2 separate regions of the Homo sapiens genome follow, and region 2 is linked to region 1. Evidence: read pairs that join two places in POLR2A ChIA-PET (ENCODE). Cell type or tissue: Panc1. All regions are shown on one strand. Each heading gives the region's core, and the rest is flanking DNA. Links, peaks and the distances in the headings are about the cores only. Region 1 has its middle 12 kb from the start of FOXB1. Region 2 has its middle 48 kb from the start of FOXB1.

Region 1 (12,252 bases), core at 1,685-9,684:
GGGAAAAACGGGTTTAAGCTCCTTCAAATGTAGGATCTGGGAAAAATAAGTTACTGATTGAATAGATTCAGGTAAATCCCGGACAGTAGGCTAAAATGTGCTTTGCTAATAAATTGGAATAAAATCGATGGGGGGGGGCAACTGCAGATATGTGAAATGAAGAATATTTTGCATCTATAATATATATTTTTTTGGTGGATCCCTCTGCTTTAATTTGTTTTGAAACCGGATAACCTATAGATCTTCAGCCTTAAAACCCTGCGCTTCTGCTTTGTTTGTTCAGGCTGACCAGGGAGGAGAGCTTAACCAGGGTGAACGTGTGTAGTATGTGTTTTCTTAATGGCAGAAGCAGGTTTCGCTGAAGACCACAACAGCTTTCAAATGTAATAACTCGCTGTGTTCCTAGGCAGGTTAAAAACTATTTGTAGATCTCTCTCTGTCTCTCCCTCTCCCTCTCTCCCTTTCTCCTTCTCTCCCCCTCTCTCTCTGCTTTTTGTTTTCTTGTCTCCATGCGTCCCCCGCTGAGTTGCCACCCACAAAGCGGGTTTGAAAAAGAAAGAGAGAAAAGAAAGAAAGCGGCTGATCCGTGCTGGCCTCCCCCAGCTAAGAATGGCTAGGGGGCGGGGCTTGGCGGGGCCTGCAGCGCAGCCAGGCGCTCGCCGCCCCTCCGCGGCAGAGTCCTTCCGCTCATTTCGTGCTCACCTGGGACTAGCGCGCCGCTTCGTGGGTCCTAGCGCGCGGTGCCAACCCCAGCGCGGTGCAAACCCCCCCGCGGTGCACTCTGGCCCTCCTCGCGGCCGGCCTCTGCTTTGGGCGCTCTAGCAGCGCGGGGGCTGTTGGCTGACTCTTGGTGGGTTGCAGTTAACTGACACAGCTTGTCAGCAGGGGAAAACCAGGTTGCCCCAAGGACTTACCGACGCCCCAGAAATAGACTCCTGCCCCCTGCGTTCCTTTCCCCCATTTTCTCCCTCCCTCTCCCCACCCCTTCTCATTCCCGCTAACCTTTTCCCCTCTACCCTCCTTCTCTCGCCTTTTTTCTCAGCCTACAGTTTCAATTCCAGCACAGGTATGAACACCAGATTTTAGGTCAGCAAACTGACTCGAGGCATTCCCAGTAGCGCAAACTTTCCGGGATTGGCAGGGCATTTTCTTCTGTGCTCAGCTGGCCTAACCAAAATAAAGGAGCTAAAGAAGGGAGGGAGGAAGAGAAGAGAGAAGCAGAAAACAGCCCCAGCATCCCCCCCTGCAGCGCATCCTGGCACACCTCCGCGGCGTAGCGGTAGGCTACATCAGGTGGTTGGCGAGTGGGGTAAATCATTAACCCGATCTTCAGAGGATCGGCGAGGTTTTTCGAAAACTTTGCCACTTAGAGTTGCGGCTGACGTCGTTCACTGGCCCGACGCAAGAGACCTTAGTTGGCACCCGCCCCCGCATTTAGTTTTACTTAATATTTTTACTGGGAAAGAATCTTGTAAATATATTTATATACAATATTTATGTACTTAAAATAACCATTAAGTCTGCACTGCCACTTTTCTCTTAAAGTGTCACCTCATCTCCATCTTTTGGATAAATCTAGAACCACGAAGGATTTAATAATTCCAAGAAGGCTGATCCAGCAAGTGATTTTCTTTGGAGCGGATAACCATTTGTTCATAGCCATAGCGATTTGATTGGTGGAGCCGGTGGCCTCCCTTAGCCAAGGTAGGCTGTCTTTTCTTCCCTCGCCGGCAGTAAAGGAAACCTTCTCGTCACTTACTTCACCCCTGAAAGCAGTTTGGGTTCACAGTCTTTAAGGAACACTCCGGAATACCAGGAGTTTGGGGAGGATATTGATCTTTCCGTTCCGCCCATCCATCCTCTTTTTACCGATTTTTTTTTAATTGCAAAGAAAAAAAAAAGCTACACACAAACGAGATAAAGTAGATGAACCATAGTGAGACAGTTGCTTCTTTTTCTTCAAGTCTTTTATCGCTTCCCAAAAGGACAGAGGGAACTGTGGGCCTCGTAGGTTTCCCAGATTTTCCATAGTTGTTAGGAACTTAGGTTTTCCTTCGCGTCCGCTTCCCCGCGACCTGTTGATGACTCCGAGTGGCGGAGCACGAAGCTGTGCGTTGAAGTTGGTTATGTAAACTGCTTGTGTATTTCACATTATCATCGCGCTGTCTGGAGGCAATGTAGATTTTCTAAAGATCTAATGAATAAACAACCAGCAACTGCTGGCGGTGTAATTTACATTGTTAATTCCTACATGTGTATAATAAATATGCATTTGTATGCCTTCAAATAAACTCTTTTCAGTTTCTAACCTGTGGTGATTTTTTTCCCCCCAAAAAGAAGGGGGTGGGGGACTTGTGTTTCCAAGGGAGGAGAGTTTATTTCTCTTGCATTATCTGGTAAAAATGGCTGTGATGTGGAGCCCAGATGTAGGGTCCGCAGCCTCGATGCTGTGCTTTCTACCTGCCGAGGTAAGCTGGGCTGGAATGCTCCCCGGCACGGGCACTGGACTCGCCAAGAAAGGGAGAATGCGCCCAGGAATTTAGCTGCGCAGTTTTGAAGACCGCAGCGCTTCCTGAGGGTTGTGGGACCTGGATCCCGTCATTTTCGGGATCCAAGCGTCCTCCCCGGAACTGTCGCCCTCCCCCAAAGAGAAGTGTGAGCGACTTCTCTCGGGTCGCAAGCTGGGTTGGGAGAGTTGGGGCTGCTGCGGCGTCCACAACTCCTGCAAAAACTTTCCCTGGGAATTTCCGGACCTACGATGTTTCCCCAAGTGCCCTCTGTAGACAGCACTTCAGACCAGCCCCGGGACCATGACCCGGACCAGGACCGCAGGGAGGAGAGGGCCCTGGGTCAGGGGCCGGGATCCTAGACTGCCCATCAGCCACTTCCTCCGGTAGGACAACACCGCGCAGGGTAGCAGGAGCTCGGACGCACCTAGGAGCTATGGCCTCCCGAGCCGCCGGGTTTGGACCCAGCGTAGCCGCTGCTTTCTGAAGCTGAACGCCCTCCCTGCGCGTCCCATGCCACTTATTTCAGGCTGGGCGCCGACATTTGGTATCTCTCCCCTCCACCAACCAGGTGCCACTTTCTTAGCGAGCTCGAAGGCAAATGTCTCATCTTTCCCCGTGCTGGATCTGGAATACATTATTTTAATTAAGTCTATGGCGATTTACTTTCCTCTGAGATCTATTCCACGGTGCAATTAGGAACGTATTGGTGCTAGCTCATATGAATATTCAGGAGCGTGTCAATTAATTAGCAGACAGAAGAATCTCATTATGGTGCTCAAAACCCTTTTAGTGTTAAGCAGAATTAAGGGGGTATTTGGCAATGCGCTGGATTAGTGAATATTTTACTGTGCACTCATTTAACTTCATTATCATAGCACTTACACTACTCTCTGATTTTATTAATTAAATTGCTCATTAATTTGTCCAAAACGGATAAAAGTTTTAATGTGCCACCCAGTAACTTGGAAAGTAGACTTTCGCCCTGCTTAGTCTTTGCCCCATGGAGGCTATCGCAGCCCGAGATGGAGGCTCGCTTCACCTCTCCCTCCACCCCTCAGCTCTGGGGAGCTCAGGGACTCGGGCGCCAGGCAGTTGGGGATCAGCGCGACGCCTGGAAGGAAGGGCCACTACCTCTGAGCAGCCTGTTCGCTTTCTGCCTCTTCCGGCTGGCCTGGAAATCCGAGTCGTCCTTCAGGGCGCAAATAAATAAATAAGAAAGTGTCACTGGCTCCCAGGAGTGAGGACCACTGGGCGAGGAGCGATTTGCCTAGGGACCCGGGAAATGCCCCGGGGGTAAGGATCAGGCAGCCCGGGCGCCTCCACCTCCCTGCCCTGAAGGCTCTGTTTCCCAAAGCCGAGCAAAATGCACTACGTGGGGTCAGCAACAGTAACGCCCCCTAAGGGCCTGCTGAGCTCAGTGCCTGCACTCCCTGCCACTTGAAGCCTCTGCGGGAACACTGCCCCACCACCTGGGCCACCCTCAGGCACCACCCAAGCTCGCCCCCGCGTGCTGCTCATAGCCACCTGCACCTCCCTCATCCTACCCCAAAAGGTTAGAAAGACAAATATTAAAATTACTTGCACAAAGGGAACTGCCAAAGAGATCCCAAATTAATATGCATGTAAAATTAATTAGCTGCATTTTGTGACATCAAAATAAGTACCTGGGAAACAGAACACCTTCTGGGCATTGGGAACATATGCTGGAATTAGAGTTAATTGACTAATTACATAAATTAGGCATTAATTTTGCAACACATCAAGTATAAAAGATATCTCAATTAATTGTGCATAAATTACCAGGTGAAACAGGGCGGCGGTCCGGCCAGGATCCCGGTTCTCAGACCTCTTTGCTCTTCAGGGCCCCAAAGCTAGGCGGTGTGGAGGGCGCACGGGTCGCGCAGGCCGGACGGCAAAGAAAGACGCAGATCAGCACCCGCAGCCGCAGCCCGCGCAAGCTGAGGACCACGGGCAATCGTTAATACGAAGAACCCCGCCCCCCTTCATTAAAATCAATTATGTGCAGTTAGATTGATTAGCTTTTGTCAGAAAGAGGAGAGAAGCAGACTCTTCACGGGTCCACCTCCCCCTACCCCGTCAATCTACCTTAGCTGGTAACTATAGAGATGGGGGGTCGTGGGGGAGGGGCCTCGCTGAGCGCGTCTCGCTGTCCTGGCCCTCCGTTCCTGTCGCGAAGGATGGCAAGGTTTCTGGATCAGGCGTTGGTTCTAGGCCGCTTTGGGTCCATGGGAACGCCAGTCTGGGGGTGCTGGGTGCTTGGTTCCTCTTGGTGGTTTACAATCCTCTCGGACTCCCCACCACTGAATCCTCACCCAGAAGTCCAACTTGGAGGGAGTGGTGCCAACTTATTTGAATCTCTTCGGTTTTGAAGTGGGTGTAAATTAATCCCGAGGAGATAGAAAGTCTGAGTAAAGAATCCATACATTCTCCCTGAGGACTGGTTTGTCAGAGCCCCCACTCACTCAGCCCTCCTTCCCACATGATATACATGATTTCTCTCCTTTCTTAGGGCTGGAAGAACAGAAATGGGATATAGTATCGATGTTCAGTTTAATTTTCTATGGCTCCCTTCTCCAAGGGGAGCTCCAGGGAACACACCTTAGTAATTCCCCCTCAACAAACCACCAAACGTAACATTTGTTTTGTCCTTAAAACATTTCTATTGTCAAAATATTAATGACCTTGGCACTGACTTTCCCCTACGTTCTATACATATTTTAAATGGGAGAAAAATTCCCAAAGGAAAGGGGGTATTTGAACATTGGATAAAGTCGTGCCAATTTCAAACCTTAGTGAAATAACAGCAAAACTTACTATGAATTCCTCACACAAATTACCACCAATTGTAACAGTTTGGCTCTGTTGATCTCGTGGAATGTAACTAATGAGGACGTTTGCTGTCCATAGTTGAAGACATCTGAAGCTGTCTTCATGTGCTTGGTTGTTTGTAAAAATATCCGAAGTCACAGTCCCATCCCTCGCTGTCCCCACTACCTCCTCAGCCCCGTCTTCCAAGAGTCCTTAGGTGAAATTATTTTCTCCTTCTCCTTCTCCTTCTTCTTTTTTTTTTTTTTTCCCAAGGCAAACAGAGAGAAAGAAGGGATATCCTGAGAAACACTTTATCATCTGATGCTGTATATTCTCATCAAGGAGGCTTGGTGACATTTGTTACAATATAATCCTGACTGCTGATGAAATCCTGAGTTTACTGAGACATTCATTTTGATGTGGAGGTTTCCTGCTGTAGCCAGATGCTGAAGGTACTTGAGGGAGCTGTTGACAAGTGGATAATTGTCAGCAGAACTAAAACAGACACTTTGTTTACAGTCGAGCATGATTAATTGAGAGTAAATAAAACAACAGCACTCTTTATGAAGTCACCATCCAAGTTCAAAAAAGGCTGTAGTCTCTAGGAATAAAAGAAGTGGACTTACTGTACAAAGGCTTGTTTTGCCAAACCCTTGAAGCAGCAGCTGGCAGCGGTGTGGATGAGAAGTAGATATGCTTTATTGCTTTCCAGCTGGTCTCCTTTTTTTCTTTTTAATTTTTGCCAAATCTATAGAGCTGGATTAAAAACATTTTTGTCCTAATTAGCTGAGTTTTAAATTTCTTTTTTATTACTCTTCCCCTTTCCCTTCCTTCCCCTCTTTAAAAAGTAAATCATTTAATGTGAAATAATTTTCAAAATGAGCCAGATGTGATAAACCTAAACTGATGATGTCAAACAAGGTTATCACATGCCATTGTGATACATCAGTTTGCAGGAGAGCGTTTCTATTCCCTGGAGTTCTAATGAATTGCAGAGGCCAGACTCCAGTAAACATCTTATGATTGTCCAACATAATACATTTTAAGGAAACAGGACATATATCTTTCAAGGCAGAGTGTGGCTTGTGTACAAGAAGTGCTTGGTTTTGTTTTGTTTTTAGGCCTCTATCCTGCCAGACTAGAGGATGAATAGGCCAGTATCTTTCTAACAAACTTTGTTAGTCATGTTTGTGCAAATCAGTGCTGCAAACATATTGATCAATTGCTTTGGATGGATATCGTGGATGGATTGATTAATAGCAGCCTATAAATGGAAATTCTGTATATTTTAATATAATGCCCCATAGAGCTAAAAGCAATGAGCCTAAGGTAGCTAGAAATACTTTTAGATCACTAACAACTGAATTAAATTCAGTACTGTTTTACTATTGTATAGATGGATACAGAAACGTAAGCCCGGTGAATAAGATGCAAACCCGAACTTGTTTCAGCTGCTGGGAAGAGCTTTCTTTTGGGACTACTTGCAGTTAAGAACGGTCTCTAGGAGCTTCTAAGACAAAAACAAAGCAGAGTCTGTGATAAAAGCAAAGTAGTCTGTGAAGGAGACGGAGAGAGAAAGAGAGAAGGGGTGGGGGAGAGAGAGCGAGACAGCGAGAGCTTTCTTTATGTGAGACCTGGCTTTTATGTGAACCAATACATTTTCTTTTGCCTTAAGCCTGTTTGAGCTAAGCTCTGAAGTGATTATGACTAATACACTTTTCTTACTGTCATGAGATCCACAGCAACTTTCATGCTGAATCTTTTGCCTACATTAGTTCTCCTCCTTATCCATGGGGGATATGGTCCAAGATCCTCAGTGGATGCCTGAAACTGTAGGTAGTACCAAACCCTATATACATGATGTTTTTTTCCTGTACATACATACATATGATAAAGTTTAATTTATAAATTAGGCACAGTAACAGATTAGCAACAATAATAAAATAGAGCAAGTATGATAATATACAGTAATAAAGTTATGTGAATGTGGTCTCGCTCAAAATATCTTATGATGTTGTACTCACCTATTTGCAGACCTCAGTTGACCACTAGTAACTGAAAGCTCGGAGAGTGAAACTGTGCGTAAAGGGCAATACTATGTTCCTTCCATCTCTCCTCACCAGCATGAGCAACTCGAATTGATCCCTTACCGTTGAAGGGCCAGCTGGGTAGCTCTTGGGCTTTCTGTCCAAGGAATTGAGTCGTCTTCTGGTGGGCACTATATATTGCTTTGGTGATTGTTCACTTGTGAAGATACTTATCAGGGCTTCTAGAGTCTGCGAGTCTTCCGATGAAGTAGCTAAGACAATGTCTCCATCAGCAGATCCTTAAACATTTTAAGACATCTTAGAACTCAAGCAGCCTTCCTGCATGCCCTCCCTCCCTCCCATACTTCCTCTCTCTCCCTTCCTTTCTTCCTTCATTTTCTTTCTCTTTCCTTTTCTGTATACATTTCTGAGGACTAATTCCATTTGAGGTCACACAATAGCAAAGCAGGGCTTTGATAAATTCATTTCAAGAGTTTAAATTTCAGTTGTTGAAAAAATATAAGTAAGAATAGCCACCAATGTCTCAGACTGGAGTTTTTCGCATTGTAAGCTTGTCATGATTTCACAGTCTTTTAAAAATACATGCTCTCATTTGATCCTCACAGTAACTCATAGGGGAATAGAATCTGTGAATAAAAATGGCTAACAGCCATTGAGAGCTTTGTATTAGGCCAGTAGTTCTGAAAGCGTAGTTCTGGGACCTTGGCATTCTTTGATATGAGATAGAGATATAACAGATATGAGAATCCAGTTGTCTTCTATTAAGCCAGACATTAAAGAGACTTGCAAAAATGTAAAACAATGATACTATTCTCATTAAGTTTTTGTTTTGTTTTGGAAAATATAGGCTTTTAAAAATTAAAATATGTTATTTACATTAACATGTTATGAGTTTATATTTTTAAGTGAATTAATATTTTAAAATGTATTTATTTTAACATCTAATACATTATATATCTATAGATGCAACTCCAATAAAGAAAAGCCTTAGGAATAGGCTCTGCTATCATCTTTCTTTTACAGGTAAGGAAACAAAGGCTAAGAGAGAGCTTAGGAAACTCCAAGGTTTCATGATAATAGGCGGTGGAGACAGGATGGGAGCTCAAAGCTCTCTGCCTGCAGGATTTGAGATTTGACTTCTTCTTCTTCTTCTTTTTTTTTTTTTCTTTTTTGAGATGGAGTTTCACTCTTGTTGCCCAGGCTGGAGTGCAATGGTGCGATCTCGGCTCACTGCTCGCTGCAACCTCCGCCTCCCGGGTTCAAACGATTCTCCTGCCTCAGCCTCCCAAGTAGCTGGGATTATAGGCATGAGCCACCATGCCCGGCTAATTTTTTGTATTTTAGTGCAGACAGGGTTTCAACATGTTGGTCAAGTTGGTCTTGAACTCCTGACCTCAGGTGATCCACCCACCTTGACCTCCCACAGTGCTGGGATTACAGGCATGAGCCACTGTACCCAGCCCTTCCCTAGGTTCTTTATCCCTGGTCAGAACAGAACTGATAATTTTCTTTTAACACTCCCATGATCCTTTGTCCATACCTCTATTTTACCACTTATGCATCACCTCATAATTGCTCTTAGGTCTGTCACCAAAGCAGTAGAATGTGATAGTTCAATTCTCAGCATCTACAGCAGTGCTGTCCAACAGATGTATAACATTAGACACATAGATAATTTTGAAAGTTCTCATAGCCACATTTTAAAAAGTAAATATATTATTGAATTAAGGTAAGTGTAATTCAATAATATATTTCATTTTAACTCAAAATATCTAAAATATTATTTCAATATGTAATCAATATTAAAATTATTAATGCAATATTTTACTTTTTTTAGTAATTCTTTGAACTCTGGCGTACATTTTTATACTTATGTCTCAGTTCATTCTAACTACATTGCAAGTACTCAGTAGCCATGTGTGGCTAGTGGCAACTATATATATTGGGCAGAGCAGGTATAGAGTCAGTCTGCCTGGGTTCAAATCCCAGCTTTACCATTTACCAGCCAGGAAGCTAACCTGGCTTCTCTGTCTCTCAGTTTTTCTCTTCCTGAAATGGAATTAATAGTGCAATTCATATCATAGCATTATTGAAAGAATTAAATAAGTTAATATATACAAAGTGCTTAGAATAGCATTATAAAACTTTCACACCATAAATGTTAAACATGATAGTTTTATTTTTAGATTGTAAGATTTCTAAAAATCAAACTGTATTTTATTCTTATTCTACTTGGCTATCTGGCTGGGCTGGCTGGCTGGCTGGATAGATGAATAAAAGCTGGCTTCTATGACTCACTTTATATGGCATCAAAACTTCAAATGATATTCTGGATATTTTAGGCAACGGAAAGAGGACACTGTTCATCAATGGTGGGAAGAAGATTTGCAGATGTATTTTTAAATAATCTGCTTTGTTGAGATATAACTAACATAAAATTCACTCAGCCTAAGTGCAGGGAACCCTGGCGAATATGAGTAATCAATATATAGTATAGAACATTGCTAGCACCCAAAAGCTTTTTTTGTGCTTTCTTTGTAGTCAATCCTCTTTCCCCACCCTTAACCTGTGGCCACTATTGATCTGCTGTCTTCTACTACAGTTTCACCTTTTTAGAGTTACATATAAGTGAAACCAGAAAGTATGGAGTCTTTTTTGTCTGGCTTTCTTTACTTAATGTAGTGCTTTGAGGTTCATCCATGTTGTTCTGTGTATCCTTAGTTCATTCTTTTTTATTACTGAGTAATATTTCATTGTATGGTGATATGGTTTGGCTCTGTGTTCCCACCCAAATCTCATGTTGAATTGTACTTCCCAGTGTTGGAGATGGGGCCTAATGGGAGGTGATTGGGTCATGGGGATGGATTCTAATGGTTTAGCGCCATTCCCCAAATTCTGCCTCATGATAGAGTTCTCAAGAGATCTGGTTGTTTAGAAAGTGCATAGTACCTCTCCCCTTGTCTTGCTCCCTCTTGCCAACCAGGAGAAGATGTTCCTGCTTCCCCTTCCCCTTCTGCTATGATTGTAAGTTTCCCAAGGTCTCCCCAGCCATGCCTCCTGTACAGCCTGTAAAACTGTGAGTCAATTAAACCTGTTTTCTTTGTAAACTGCCCAGTTTCACGTAGTTGTTTATAGCAATGTGAGAATGGACTAATACATATGGATATACCACAACTTGTTATCCATTTTCCTGTTGATGAATGTTTGACTTGTTTCTAGTTTTTGACCATTATTCTCTCTCTCTCTCTCTCTCTGTTTTTGTTTTGTTTGTCTGTTTGTTTTGTTTTTGAGACAGAGTCTGGCTCTGTTGCCCAGGCTGGAATGCAGTGGTGTGATCTTGGCTCACTGTAACCTCTGCCTCCCAGACTCAAGTGATCTTCCCACCTTAGCCTCCTGAGTAGCTGGGACTAAAGGTGCATGCCACCATATCCAGCTAATTTCTTGTACTTTTTGTAGAGACAGGGTTTTGCCATGTTGCCCAGGCTCGTTTCAAACTCCTGAGCTCAAGCAATTCACCAACCTCTGGCCTCTCAAAGTGCTTGGATTACAGGCATGAGCTGGGCCCATTATTCTCTTAACGGTGTTTTCACAGAGCAGAAATTTTAAATTTTAATAAAGGTCCAACTTAATCAATTTTTTCTTTATGGATCATACTTTTGGTGTTGTATCTAAAAAAGTCATCACCAAATCCAAGGTCATCGAGATTTTCTCCTATCTTTTAAATGTTTTATAGTTTTGCATTTTATATTTAGGTATGTGATCCATTTCGAATTTTGTGTGTGTGTGTGTGTGTGTGTGTGTGTGTGTGTGTGTGTGTGTGAAAAGTACAAGATCCATGTCTAGATTTGTTTCTTTGCATGTGGATGCCCCGTTTTTCCAGCACCACTTGAAAAGACTCTGCTTACCCATTGGCAGTGTTTATTTCTGGAGTTTCTCTTATGTGTTTCACGTGTCTAGAGTTACAACACTGCCATGTTGTTTTGATTACTATAGCTTTATAGTAAGTCTTGATATCGGGGTGATTAGTCCTCAAACACTGGGTTTTTTTTCAAAATTGTTTTGGTTATCTAGGTACTTTGCCTTTCCACATAAATTTTAGAACTAGCTTGTCACTTTCTACAAATATCTTCTGGAGTTTTGAATGAGATTATGTTGAAATATCACTTTTGGGGAGATTTAACATCTTAACAATATTGAGTCTTCAAAACATGGTCTTGTCTTTTCTATTCTTTTCTTTCTTTCTTTCTTTCTTTCTTTCTTTCTTTCTTTCTTTCTTTCTTTCTTTTCTTTCTTTCTTAATTTCTGTCTCTCTCTGTCTCTCTCTTTCCCTCCCTCCCTTCCTTCCTTCCTTCCTTCCTTCCTTCTCAGGGTCTCACTCTGTCACCCAGGCTGTGGAGTACAGTGTCATGATCACAGCTCATTGCAGCCTCCACCTCCAGGACTCAATCAATCCTCCTGCCTCAGATTCCTAAGTACCTGGGACTATGGACTTGAACCACCATACCTGCTAATTTTTCTTCTTCTTTTTTCTTTCTTTCTTTCTTTTTTTTTGAGAGATTGGGTCTCACTATGTTGCATAGGCTGGTCTTGAACTCCTGGGATCAAGTGATCCTCCTGCCATGGCCTCCCAAAATGGTGGCATTACAGCTGTGAGCTATTGCACCTGGCCCCTTGCTCCAATTTTTACATCTTTAATTTTATTGATCATTTTTGATAATTATTTGATAATTTGATATTTGCTATTTTCTAGTGAATATTTGATTATTTGTAGTAAACAGATTTTGCATATTTTACTAAATTTATCCTTAAGAAATTAATGTTATTTATTCTGTTATAAATGGTATTACTTTTTAAAATTTCCATTT
Region 2 (12,252 bases), core at 2,082-10,081, 60 kb before region 1:
CCAGCCTACCACTGCTTGTTGCATCAAATCTCTGGCAAGTCCCGGAGGGTAATATTCATCCTCTTGAAAGGGGACTGGTGAGTCCTTTAATATCTATTGCTACATTGGTGTGGAATCATTTCTTTAAAGATTCAGAAAGTGTAACAGAGGTTTTCTTTGGAGCATGGTTTAGGAGGTGCATTTTGAGGGAGCAGAGGCAGTGGTGTAGTCTGTTGCAACCAGCCTTCCCATACAGAGGGGACTGAGAGTGTAAAATTGGAATTGAAGGCTTCCACTGAAGTGACACAAAAATGATGGACACATCAGAAACGCTGCACTTAATATGGTGAGTCATGGGCACTTCTGCTTTGGACTAGATTGAACGAGGGACATTGAGTTAAAGGCACTTAACGTGGGAGGATGCATTCATAGGTAACCTTTTGCAAGTGCCTTGACCTATTTTTCCTTTTTAAGCTGCACACAGCCTAATTCTAATTTTGAAGAAGAGTTTCTAAAATTTCTACAGTGTAAGATTAATCCTCATTGTCTGTGGCATTTTTATGACAGCTTTGACTTTTAAAGTGGAACCAAATTTCATTTGGAAAATGAGCCAACCAAGCATGTCTCCGTTAACAAATTGACACTTGGTGCTGTTGTTCTGTCACTCCCACTTCTAAGGTAAATGCACATCAGTAATTTGACATGTGCAAGGGCCTGGTGTCCAGAGCTAGCATGGGGTGAAGTGGGGGACTGTGGGGATGGTGGTGTCTAGCGGAGGAAAAGCAGATTGTTTCGAAGATTACATGACATAAGTGAATCAGGAGACTGATGTCTAAATACAGGCTGGTAAGTTTGGGGGACAGTGGAGATGTTCTAGTCACTAGGAGTGGAAGGAACTGTGAGCATTGGCTACTTTTAGTGACTGAGCTTGTTAGAGAGGAGTCTTCCACTTTAGGAATTGCAGTTAGAGGCTGAGAAGTCCAGAGTCAGCCTCTGAGTGTCACTGCCCCTAACCCGCTCATGGGGTTTGCCAGCAGTCTCTGGCTGTAATATATGGGATTGGTGATTGCACCGCCGAACTCTGGCAAAACACTCTTAGATCTTGTCATTTGCTTAGGAAAAGAGTCTGATTTTTTGTTTGTTTGGTTTTTTTTTTTTTTTTTTTTGCAAAAATAGTTGATAATGTGCATGTTTCCTCTCAATCATAGCTGGTTTTTCTGTGTTTCTGTTTTAAAGTTGGGGTAGAATGAAGGTGGAAAATAGAAATTTGTTGCGTGAGGAAATGAGTGGGACCTTAAATAAAGGCATGCATTCCTCCATCCAACAGGGCATTTTTTTTTTAAAGGTTAAGCACCTTGGTAACTAAACCCCTTAAAATAGCTATAAAGGTTATATATTGACTGAATTACTTTGAAGGCTTGGGTTTATTTCTGTGGACCTGAATTGATAAGAATTAGAGTATAGAAGTGAGGCTGATGTTTTGGAGTAATATACATCATAATTATAAGTAAATATGCAAAGGCTTAACAAGAACAACGACAAAAGACTCAGCAAATAGAAAGATGTTGGATTAATGGGAATAAATTGAACACACATATATAACTGTATCCTCCAAAAATAGTTATTAAATATATGTTTAATTTATGGTATTAAATACATGTTTAAGAAGAATAAACCAGCCTGGCCAACATGGCGAAACCCCGTCTCTACTAAAAACACAAAAATTAGCCAGGTGTGGTGGCACACGCCTGTGATGTCAGCTACTCGGGAGGCTGAGGCAGGAGAATCACCTGAACCGGGCGGGTGGAGGTTGTGGTGAGCCAAGATTGCACCACTGCATGCCAGCCTGGATGACAGAGCGAGACCTTGTTTGAAAGAAAAAAAAAAAAGAGAAGAAGAAGAAGAAACCACAAGGACAATGCATATAGGAAAGGAGATGATTGTAGCAAAGTTTTGAAGGCTTAAAAGCAGAAGGGCAGTGGTAAATATATTGGATATCTTTCGTACATCATTTCAAATTTTCCCAGCCTTGGGCAGGACAAGACAGCTGAATGATATCCATCTGAGCCACTGTGAATGCACTGCAGAGGCTCTCCAATACCTGGGGACAGAAAAGAAAGGCAGAAAGGAGTCTTCTGAGAAGCAAAAGGCTGGAAGTTGAACTGGAGAGCAAAGAGAGTTGTCCAGCAACCCAAAAGGTTGGCAGCCTGGCTTAAAGCTGATACAAATCTCCCATAGCTAAAACATGAGGGCTGGGCAATAAAGCACAAAGAGATCTTTAGAGTCTCTCCAGTGCTCATATCCCAAGCCCAGTTTGAGGGAAAGTCCTAATCCCTTCCTCAAAATATTTGCAGCCAAGGTGAGTGAATCTAGCTAAAGCTGCAACCAAGTCCAACTACAGATTAAATTGACTCAGCCTGCCACACTCATGGACCGACCCAAAAGAGGTGTGCCCTTTTCTCGAGGTAAATATTAGCACTTAAAATTTTCTTTTTTTTCTTTCACAGAGATTGGGTCTCACTATGTTGCCCAGGCTGGTCTTGAACTCCTGGGCTCAAATGGTCCTCCCACCTCAGCCTCCCAAAGTGTTAGGATTATAGGTGCAAGCTACCACACCTGGCTGATGTTAGCACTTTTTAAGCTACTGTTCTTTAATATACAATTACTAGCATAAAATTAAAGAGATATGTGAAGAAGTAAGAAGGTATGACTTATGTTAAAAGAGGTCAGTAGAAGCCAACCCAGAGATGATTTTAATGTTGGAATTATCAGACATGGACTTTAAAATAAGTAGAAAAAAATATGTTAAAGTGTCTAGTGAAAAACATGTATGAATAGATAGGGAATGTAAGCAGACAGCCAAAAACTATTAAAAAGAACCAAATGAAAATCTTACAAATAAAAAAATTGATATTGGAAGCAAAGAATTTATTTAATGTGTTTAACAGCAAACTGGACATGGCAAAGGAAAAGTGGGTCAATAGAAGCGCAATACCTGTAGAAGTGCAAAACATACTGAATGTTGCCAAGAGAAATAAAAAAGACCTAAATAATAAAGATGTATATATACACACACACCCACACCTTGTTAATGCTTTGCACAACTCAGTACTGTTTAGATGCTCATTCACCCTAACCTAATCTATAGATTGATGGTAGATTCAGCACAAATCCAACAAATCCTCTAAGTCTCACTTCTTGTCCCAGCCATAACTGTAGAGGCCAGTTTTCAGCATGCTTCAAACACCTTCATAGAAATCTAAACTGACAATGCCTCTCTTAGGCTTCTTTGATGTCAAGTGGCGGGATGCCTGGAGGAACCTGGTTGACAACTCACATACAAGTGCCCCAAAGCTGTGGCCAACAGTATAATGCATTCTTCTATCTTTCTCCTTTCTTGACTCACCCCCATTCCTAAGTTTCAGGATCATACCCACACATAAACATTTTGCGCATCAGCCTTTGTCTCAGGATCTGCTTTTGAGGAATCCAGACAAGACAATGACTGATTCAGCAGACTTGAAAAAGTTGAATCTTATGCCAGCAGTGGAAAAATCCAGGAAGAAACTTGTAGCATGGAAATGTCAAAGGGCTCAGAAGTTAATGACATTGGATACCTCTGGAAGTGGGGTGAAGAAAGGATAAAAACAGAAAGACTTAAAAAAAGCAGTTAGATTTTGAATCTCCTTACCAATTCCATTTACTAGAATGATAGCCTTAGTATCACCTAAGCAGAATTTTTGAGGTTTGTTCTCTCTAGTAAGAGGACTGAGGGCTGTGAGACATTAGGACAATTGAGGATAGAGATTTAGTGAAAATGTACATGCTGAATTTTTAAACCCCTCCTCTCCCTCTTCAACCCTTTCACTTGCTTTGTTTCTAGAATGCTGGCAGTCAGCTTTAGATCCTCTAGACAGGAGATTAGAAGACTCTACACTAAGAAATCCAACTAACCAGCATGCACAACTGATTTCCCCAAACATGAAGTCCTGCAGCCCAGGTCTTAACCTGAATCAGGATGAGGGGATGGTGGGTCAAGGTGGGTCTGTTGAAAGTGCCCCTGCTTGCCACATACCTGCACATCCCACCCCCTCAGCTCTCCCTTGCCCTTCACTCATGGCAGTCTTCAGGCAAGTTTTTCACTTATAAGGGATGGCCTATCTTCTACCAAGACTCTGTGGATGTGGTTGGAAGTCCAGAGATAGTTGTTCTTTTACATGGCTTTCCAACATCCAGCTATGATTGGTACAAGATGTGGGAAAGTCTGACCTTGAGATTTCATTGAGTGATTGTCCTTGATTTCTTAGGCTTTGGCTTCAGTAACAAACTGAGACCATATCACTATTCCATATTTGAGCAGGCCAGCATCCTGGAAGCGCTTTTGTGGCATCTGTCTGTCAACTGGAGATATCTTTTCTGAGACTCACTGTCTACTCCTTCTTCAAAAGCTACTCAAACATGGAGGTGTGCTGTCACCCATCCTCACGCGGCTGATGAACTTCTTTGTATTCTCTCGAGGTCTCACGCCAGTCTTTGGGCCATATACTCAGCCCTCTGAAAATAAGCTGTGGGACATGTGGAAAGGGGTCCGCAATAATGACAGGAATTCGTCTCTGACAGTCTCTTAGAGTACATCAATCAGAGGAGGCAGTTTAGAAAGCACTAGGTGGGAGCTCTTGCCTCTGAAACTATCTCCATTCATTGTTATCTATGGGCCATTGGATCCTGTAAATCCCTACCCAGAGTTTTTGGAGCTGTACAGGAAAATGCTGCTGCAGTCCACAGTGTCAATTCTGGATGACCGTATTAGCCACTATCCACAGCTAGAGGATCCCATGGGCTTCTCTAATGCATATATTGGCATCACCAACTCCTTCTGAGCTGGAAAGAGTAGCTTCCCTCTATTATTTCCCCTACTCGCTTATATGTTGTGTATTCCACTTAGGAAGAAATGCCCAAAAGACATCCTAGCCATCAAACACTATTCTCTCACAAAGTCCACTTTACTCAAATTGGTGAACAGTATGTAGGAAGAAGCCAGCAGGAGCTCTGACTAAGGCTGAGATAATAGTCTACCTCCCATTTCTTTGACATCTGATCAAATGTACAGACTTGCCTTTGTTTTTGTGTTATTAGGAAATTCTGATGAGCACTGCTATTCACTGATGCAGAAAGACGTTCTTTTGCCTAGAAGGCTTTTTAACACTTTGGACTTTTCTGAAGTATTTAGAAGTGCTAATTTCTGGTCCAGCCCCAATAGGAATTCTACAATGAGAATGAGAAGTGGGTTTCTTTACCTCTCCTTGAATGGCTGCTTAAAAGTTCTTTAAGCAACACAGAGCTCAGTCTCCTTTGTTATACCTTTGGATATAGTTTCATCAGCTGTTGTTAATTATAAACATTTTGTTAAAAGACATATTGGTTTAAATAAAGTAGTGTTCTAAGTATGATTTGGGACCATGATTTACCTACACATTACATATATTTTATAAGGATGCTAAACCAACATATCCTTACTCTGTCAGAGTAGTGAACTTAATTAAACATGCTTCATTTCTGAATGAATTGAACTAAATCAAAACTATTTACAGAATTTCCTAAAATCACAGGACATTAAGGACCAATAGCACCTGTGCCAGAGATTTACTATTACTAGCTGGGAAGACCAATTCTAACAGCAAATAACAATCTGAGACTCGTCATACCTCAGTGCTTAGAAGCATGTCTCTCTCGAGCTACCATAGAAGGGAAGAGACTGTTTTGTAGTCCAAATCACCACACAGAATGTACATTGATTCCTTTATGATGACTGCTTAACTTCCCATTGCCTGTTCCAGAGAGGCTTTCTTATGTAGCTCATTTATTCTTGTACTTTACAGACAGGAAAGTTCCAGAAACATTAAGAACAAATTCTGAAAGATCTATAAGCAAATGGTGCTGAATACTTTTTTTTAAAGCCACATTTTACTGTCTTAGTGAAAGCAGGATTATTAAGTGATTATTTAAAATTCTTTTTTTTTTTTTTTGAGACGGAGTCTCGCTCTGTCGCCCAGGCTGGAGTGCGGTGGTGCGATCTCGGCTCACTGCAAGCTCCGCCTCCCAGGTTCACGCCATTCTCCTGTCTCAGCCTCCCGAGTAGCTAGGACTACAGGCGCCCACCATCACGCCCGGCTAATTTTTTTATGTATTTTTAGTAGAGACGGGGTTTCACCATGTTGGTCTGGATGGTCTCGATCTCCTGACCTTGTGATCCGCCCTCCTTGGCCTCCCAAAGCGGCGGAATTACAGGCGTGAGCCACCGCGCCCAGCCCTAAAATTCATATTTTTAAAATAGCAACTTCAAGTATAACAACTTTGAAACTGGAATAAGTGTTTATTTTCTATCAATAAAAATGAATTGTGACAAAAAAAAAAAATCCAACTAATCTAAGAGAAAAAAGTCCTAAAGATACTGGCATTGGGCCTGGTGCAGTAGCTCATGCCTGTAATTCCAGCACTTTGGGAGGCTGAGGTGGGCAGATCACTTGAGGCCAGGAGTTCAAGACCAGCCTGGACAACATCGCAAAACCCCGTCTCTACTAAAAATACAAAAATTAGCCAGGCGTGGTAGCACATGCCTATAATCCCAGCTACTTGGGAGGCTAAGGCAGGAGAATCGCTTGAACCCGGGACACAGAGGTTGCAGTGAGCTGAGATCACACCACTGCACTTCAGCCTGAGTGAGTAGAGCAAGACTCTGTCTCAAAAAAAAAAAAAAAAAAAAAGATACTGGCATCAAGGTTGCCCCACATGAATGACTCAGTCAGAATACCACAGTCAGCAGGTCTCACCCATTTGGACAAATTTTCCAATCAGTTTTTTTTTTAAATCCCATTTTTAAATATGAATAAACAGCTATGAACTAGTAAACACCTAAGGAAGCCTATAACATGAATGACTGAAATCAAAACAACTAACAGAAAACAACAAAACTTGGAAGAAGTAGAGTCAAAGCAGGAAGATGAAACTTCAGACTTCAGAAAGAAAAAAGAAACTATTATTAATAGCCTCTGAAATATAAAAGGATTCATGAAATAAGAAGTTTTGTGAAAAAAAAATAAAGAACAAGGAACACTTGTTTTGGTTGTTTGTGCTGCTATAATAGAATAATGAGACTGAATAATTTACTAAAGAATGGAAATAAATTCTCTCATAGTTCTGGTGGCTGGGAAGTCCAAGCTCAAGGTGCTAACAGGTTTGGTGTCTTGGGAGGGCCTGGTCTCCAATTCCAAGATGGTACCTTGGAGTCTTCATCCTCCAGAGGGGAAGAATGCCATTTCTCAAATAGCAGAAGAGCAGAAGAGAGGTGACTCACTCTCAGAAGCTCTTTTTACTCTTTTTGTAGAGTAATTAATCCATTCATGAGTGCTCTGCCCATTTGGCCCCATCTCCCAACACTGTTACATTGAGAATTAATTTTCAACATGAGTTTTGGAGGCGACAAAAACATTCCAACCATGACATACCTTTTGAAACTTAAAAGTATAGTATATAAATAAAATTCAATAGAAAGCTCATAAGATAAAGTTGAGAAAATCTTTCTTAAAGCCAAAAAAAACTTTAAAAATGAAGATCAAATAAATGAGAGAAAATACAAGATAATTACGTTACTTCCCCCTTATTAGATCCTACATTTGAATAATATGAATTCCAGAAAAGAATGGAGGACAATGCGGCATATCATTGTGAAATTTCAGAACATAGGATAAAGAAAAAAAAATCTATAAGCTTTCAGAGAGAAAGAGAGAGAGAAAAATAAAACAAGCCCCATATGAAGAATCAAGGATCAGATTTCACACCACCACCAGATGCTAGAAAACAATCGAGCAATATCTTTTAAAATCCTGAGCAAATATATTTTCCCATTAGATTTCTATACCCAACTAAACTATCAATAAAGAAGGGCTGTAGACCAAAGAAAATATGGGCTTTCAGGAGCTCACAAAAATTACATCTCATGTACCTTTTCCCAGGAAGCTAGCTAGTAGGTAATGTGCTGCACAAGAATAAAAGCATAAAGACACTGGATCCAAGAAGAAAGAAGTCAAAGAAATTCTCAAAACTTTGGTGAAATGAATTCCCAGGAATAGAGTGTGAAACAGGCCTATAGTGGGGCAGGTCAGAAGATGCCAGGAGAGATTAATCCAAGTAAAGAAAACGATAGAACAACCTGGTGTGTCTGAATACAGAGAGGAAAGATTTGAGGTTATTAGGGGAAAATAGAGGCTGAATTAGTAACAAATAGAAAACTAAACAACAACAAAAAAAGCATTACTTTAGGAAGAACAAAATTGTGCAAGAAAGGAAAAGTAAAGATATTATACTATATCTATATCGTTCATATCTATAGGTTCAATGCTATGAATAATGTTGAAATTGTCATACTAATGGAAACACAGTATTAATCTAAACAGAAGTATGATACAATTATATTGAAGGGATCATGAGACGGTGTGAATGTGGGTGGTAGTAATGGTGGTGTAGTGGTCTGTGATAAAGGAATGGGAGATCATGAATAAGAGCTAAATCCTTATTTTCCCTATATGATACCTAAAATTGAAAATTCAAAAGGTAGGAAACACAAGGCTGTTATTTTTATATATGGAGGTAAATAACAAAGAAACAGCTAAAATAATTGAAACTGGTTGCTATTGAAAAAGAGAATAGGTGGTGGTCGAGGGTTGAATAGTAGGATAATCTTTTTGGATTAAGTCTCATAGAATTGTTTGATTCTATAAATTATGTGAAAATCTAATTTTGAAGAAAATAAAAACAAAACTTGAAAATTATTACAGAATTACGGTATACTTATTTTTAAAAAGCAAATGGGTAAATATGGAGTGAGGTTAAATTGGCAGGACAGGACTTGTCCTTTTCACACAGGAAATCGCAGACTCAGATGGAACACTGTGAAGAAGAAATCTTGGAGCCTTTGAGGTGGTGGGGGAGGTAGCCCTATATGTGGCATAGTGTTCGTACCTACAGACTCCCACTGTCCAATTTAAATCTAATTCAGGTCACATACATAATTTAGTTTTTGGAAGCAGCATTAAAGTAAGTAAAAAGGAAATAAGAAAATTAATTTTAATATTGTATTTGATTTAACCCAATATATCCTAACTATGATCATCTCAACATCTGATAAGCACATGTACCCTAGAACTTAAAGTATAAAATATATATATATATAAAATAAAAATGATTAACGAGATATTTTACATTATTTTCTTCATAGTGAGTCTTGGAACTCCACTGTCTGTTTTATACTTAGCTACATCTCAATTCAGTTGTTAAAGTTTCATCAGAAATACCTGAACGATACTTAGATTTTATAAAATTTACAATTGAAAAAGTGGATTCACATATTCAAGTTGTTCCAAACGTACTTAAAAATTTTCCAATAACTGAATCTTGTACCAAAACATTTTTCCCTTAGTGTTTGCATTTTTATTTCTAAAACTGGTTCATGTGTTTGCTTCAAATAATTAATTTGACTCTGAAGAAAAACCATATCAATTTTAAAACTACATCTGTCCAAGTTAAATAAATTAATTCTTATATCAACTCGTAATATTAACATTGATTTCAAAAGAGTATTGCATAAGTTGAAAAGCAATTCTAAATTTATCAATATAAACATAGTGATGTTCACGTTTTTCTTGTAATTTTTGCTGCCAATTTACCTAACAGTTGATTACAATTAAAATATGCATCTCAATTCATGCTTTTAAAAAATGTGTAAAAACATCACTAATTTGCTTTATGAAGAATTTATATTTCAATATAAATTCTTTTTGCTTTCTTTAGAACTTAACGTTTAGATCATTTGTACGCAGTCTGATATAGTTGAGAAACCATAAATCATGCTGCCATTTTTTTTTTTACTTTAATTATTCTTTTAGTTTCAAGACAATCTTAAACTGGGGTTACTAGTATTGTAAATCTTTATAAAACTCTTCCACAACTCTTAAGCAGTCAACATTAGTAAAGAGTACATGATCATTAAATATATCATTTTTCTATTTCTTTCAATAGTTCCATACACTTGTGGTTTACAACATGTACATACTGAATGATTTTTAACAGCTGTGTCCGTGATACTTTTCATTAAAAAAAATTTAGCACAAATATTTTCAGTGTGTGTCACACAATGGAGTGAAGCAATAAGGGAAAAATCTGTCTCTTGTTTTAAAATTCTGATAAATCTAGATTTTTGACCTAACATAGCAGGGCCATCATCTGTCTTGTTGATAAAACTGGATTTTTTTTCTTATCTAGTTGAAACTCTTCTTTGACATATCTAAAATATTTAAAGCTATCTACACATTGAGTTGATTTTTTTCTTTAGGTCGGAGACACCATTTCTAAGTAAATTTGAAAGTGTTTTTAAACAAAAATGTAACCAAAGGTGTCCCGTATTAACTGGGCACAGTCTCTTATTCTATATGGCTTGTCTAAAGCTTTAAAAAAAAAAGTACCTTCTCATTTTTCACATTTTGAGTCAGTTGATCATTGACATTGTTAGTCTTTCATTCTACAGTCACTTGTTTGATGGCTTAATTGAAATTTTGCTTTTGTAAAATATCTTTTAGTCTTTTCCTCATAATTTTCTAAAAAAATTTCCACAACTGAAATGATTTCTTTTACCATCTCTCCATCTAAACATGTGGGTTTGGGTTTGGTTTAGTTTGGATTTTTGTGAAAGAATTCAAGCCATTTTATACCTGACCAGCGTTACAAGATCAGATCTTGTCAAGAATTGCTTAAGACATTTTTGTTGGACATTTAATACTGATTGCAGGTGACTAATTTCTTCAATTCTTTTTTAGTTATTGAGAGAAAGCTCTTATCAAATTCAATGTGCGTTTGCTTTAAATAGCTTTTAATATTGTCCGCGTTATTATCCTTTTTTTTTTTTTTTTTCTTAACAGCTTTTTTGTTTGACTCTGTGGCAGCCAACTGCAATTGCCATATGTTGTGAGATTTGGAACACACCTTCTTCCAGTCTCTTTTATTCTTTACTGTTCGGGTCTTGGGACTAGCTTCTGCATCTCCACTCAATTCCATATCCGTAGTACGCCTTCATTTTAAATTTGAAAATTTGCCCATACTTATTTTTTCTAACTAGAAACATAATTTAATTATATTATAATTAAACTAAGTATTTCAATTTAATTACCAATTACAGTTTACATAGGAATTGCTATAACTGGAGCTGTCTGCCTGAAATATCCAAATAAATGCATTATACTGTTATATTAGTGCATAGAAGATAATCATTTGAATGGAGTCAATCTGTCCACTGATTCAATCAGTGATGTGTTTGTGAATAATATTAGAAAAAATGCTGGTGTCCCATACATGCACTACAGCATCATAACGATGCCTTATGCAATGCAATGGGTAAGCTGAAATGCTGTCTTATCAAAATAAGATAAAATGGTATTGAAGAGGGAAAAAAATTTTACGATTCTTCAGTGTTTAAATTTAATTAAAATTAAATACAATTAAAATTGTAATTCCTCAGCCGCGGTAGTCTCATTCAAGTGCTCCATAGCCACATGTGTCTAGTGGCCACTTTATTGGACGCCACAACTTGGACTGTAGGAGAGTGAGAACCGATTGTTAGAGTGCCAGGCATTTTGTTAGATAGTTGGCTCTCAAAGAAAGCATCTCAATTATTCCCCAGAACAGTCCTGTCTATTGTTACCCACCTTGTACATGAAAAATCGAGACTCAGTGAGATTTAGTGACTTGTCCAAGGCCTTGCAGTTAATCAGTGAAGGAGCTGGAATGCAGCTGTAGTCTGAACCCAAAGCCCATGCTGTGTGTGCTGTGATGGTGTGGGGCCCCTTGCTTTGGTGTAATCATAGACATAACTGAACCGGAAAACAGGACGCTTTTCCCTTATCTCCCTCACGCCTGGATCACTTTTGAAATTCATAAGTCTCTAGTTGTTTTAACAATCTTGTATGAGTGAAAGTTGGAAAAATCAACAAATATATATTGTCTCCTATGGGTCAGGCACTACTCTAGTGAACAAGAAACAAGAGCCTCTGCCTTCATGCGGTTTACAATCTTACGCAAAAGGAACAGAAAATGACAATAAAAACACTGTCGGTGAGATACTGCTCTCAAAACTAAACACTGTGAGCTTGCTTACAGTGATGCTTTTTAAGGTGACAGTGCTTTTTGTGATTTTAGGATGGGATAAAGTCATCTCTGCATACAGTA

Evidence for each region. Peaks named below come from ENCODE experiments on the same cell type or tissue, not always from the same donor. Only the 100,000 strongest peaks of a DNase experiment are listed, where the experiment ranks them.
Region 2: POLR2A ChIA-PET joins it to region 1 with 14 read pairs; 5 of 35 experiments call an interaction of 5 or more read pairs at or near these places.

The regions. Positions count from the first base shown.
Region 1 is chr15:59,985,704-59,997,955 of GRCh38, reverse strand. No RefSeq gene overlaps it. Among named protein-coding and RNA genes, the nearest start is that of FOXB1, 12 kb to the left of the region's middle. RefSeq lists an enhancer at 1,908-2,695. In Panc1, for the core only: CTCF peaks have their summits at 3,700 and 3,899; a DNase peak (open chromatin) is centred at 5,864; H3K4me3 peaks cover 450 bases; H3K27me3 peaks cover 1,499 bases.
Region 2 is chr15:60,045,811-60,058,062 of GRCh38, reverse strand. It overlaps the pseudogene MESTP2. Among named protein-coding and RNA genes, the nearest start is that of FOXB1, 48 kb to the right of the region's middle. In Panc1, for the core only: no CTCF peak of the experiment used is centred there; no DNase peak of the experiment used is centred there.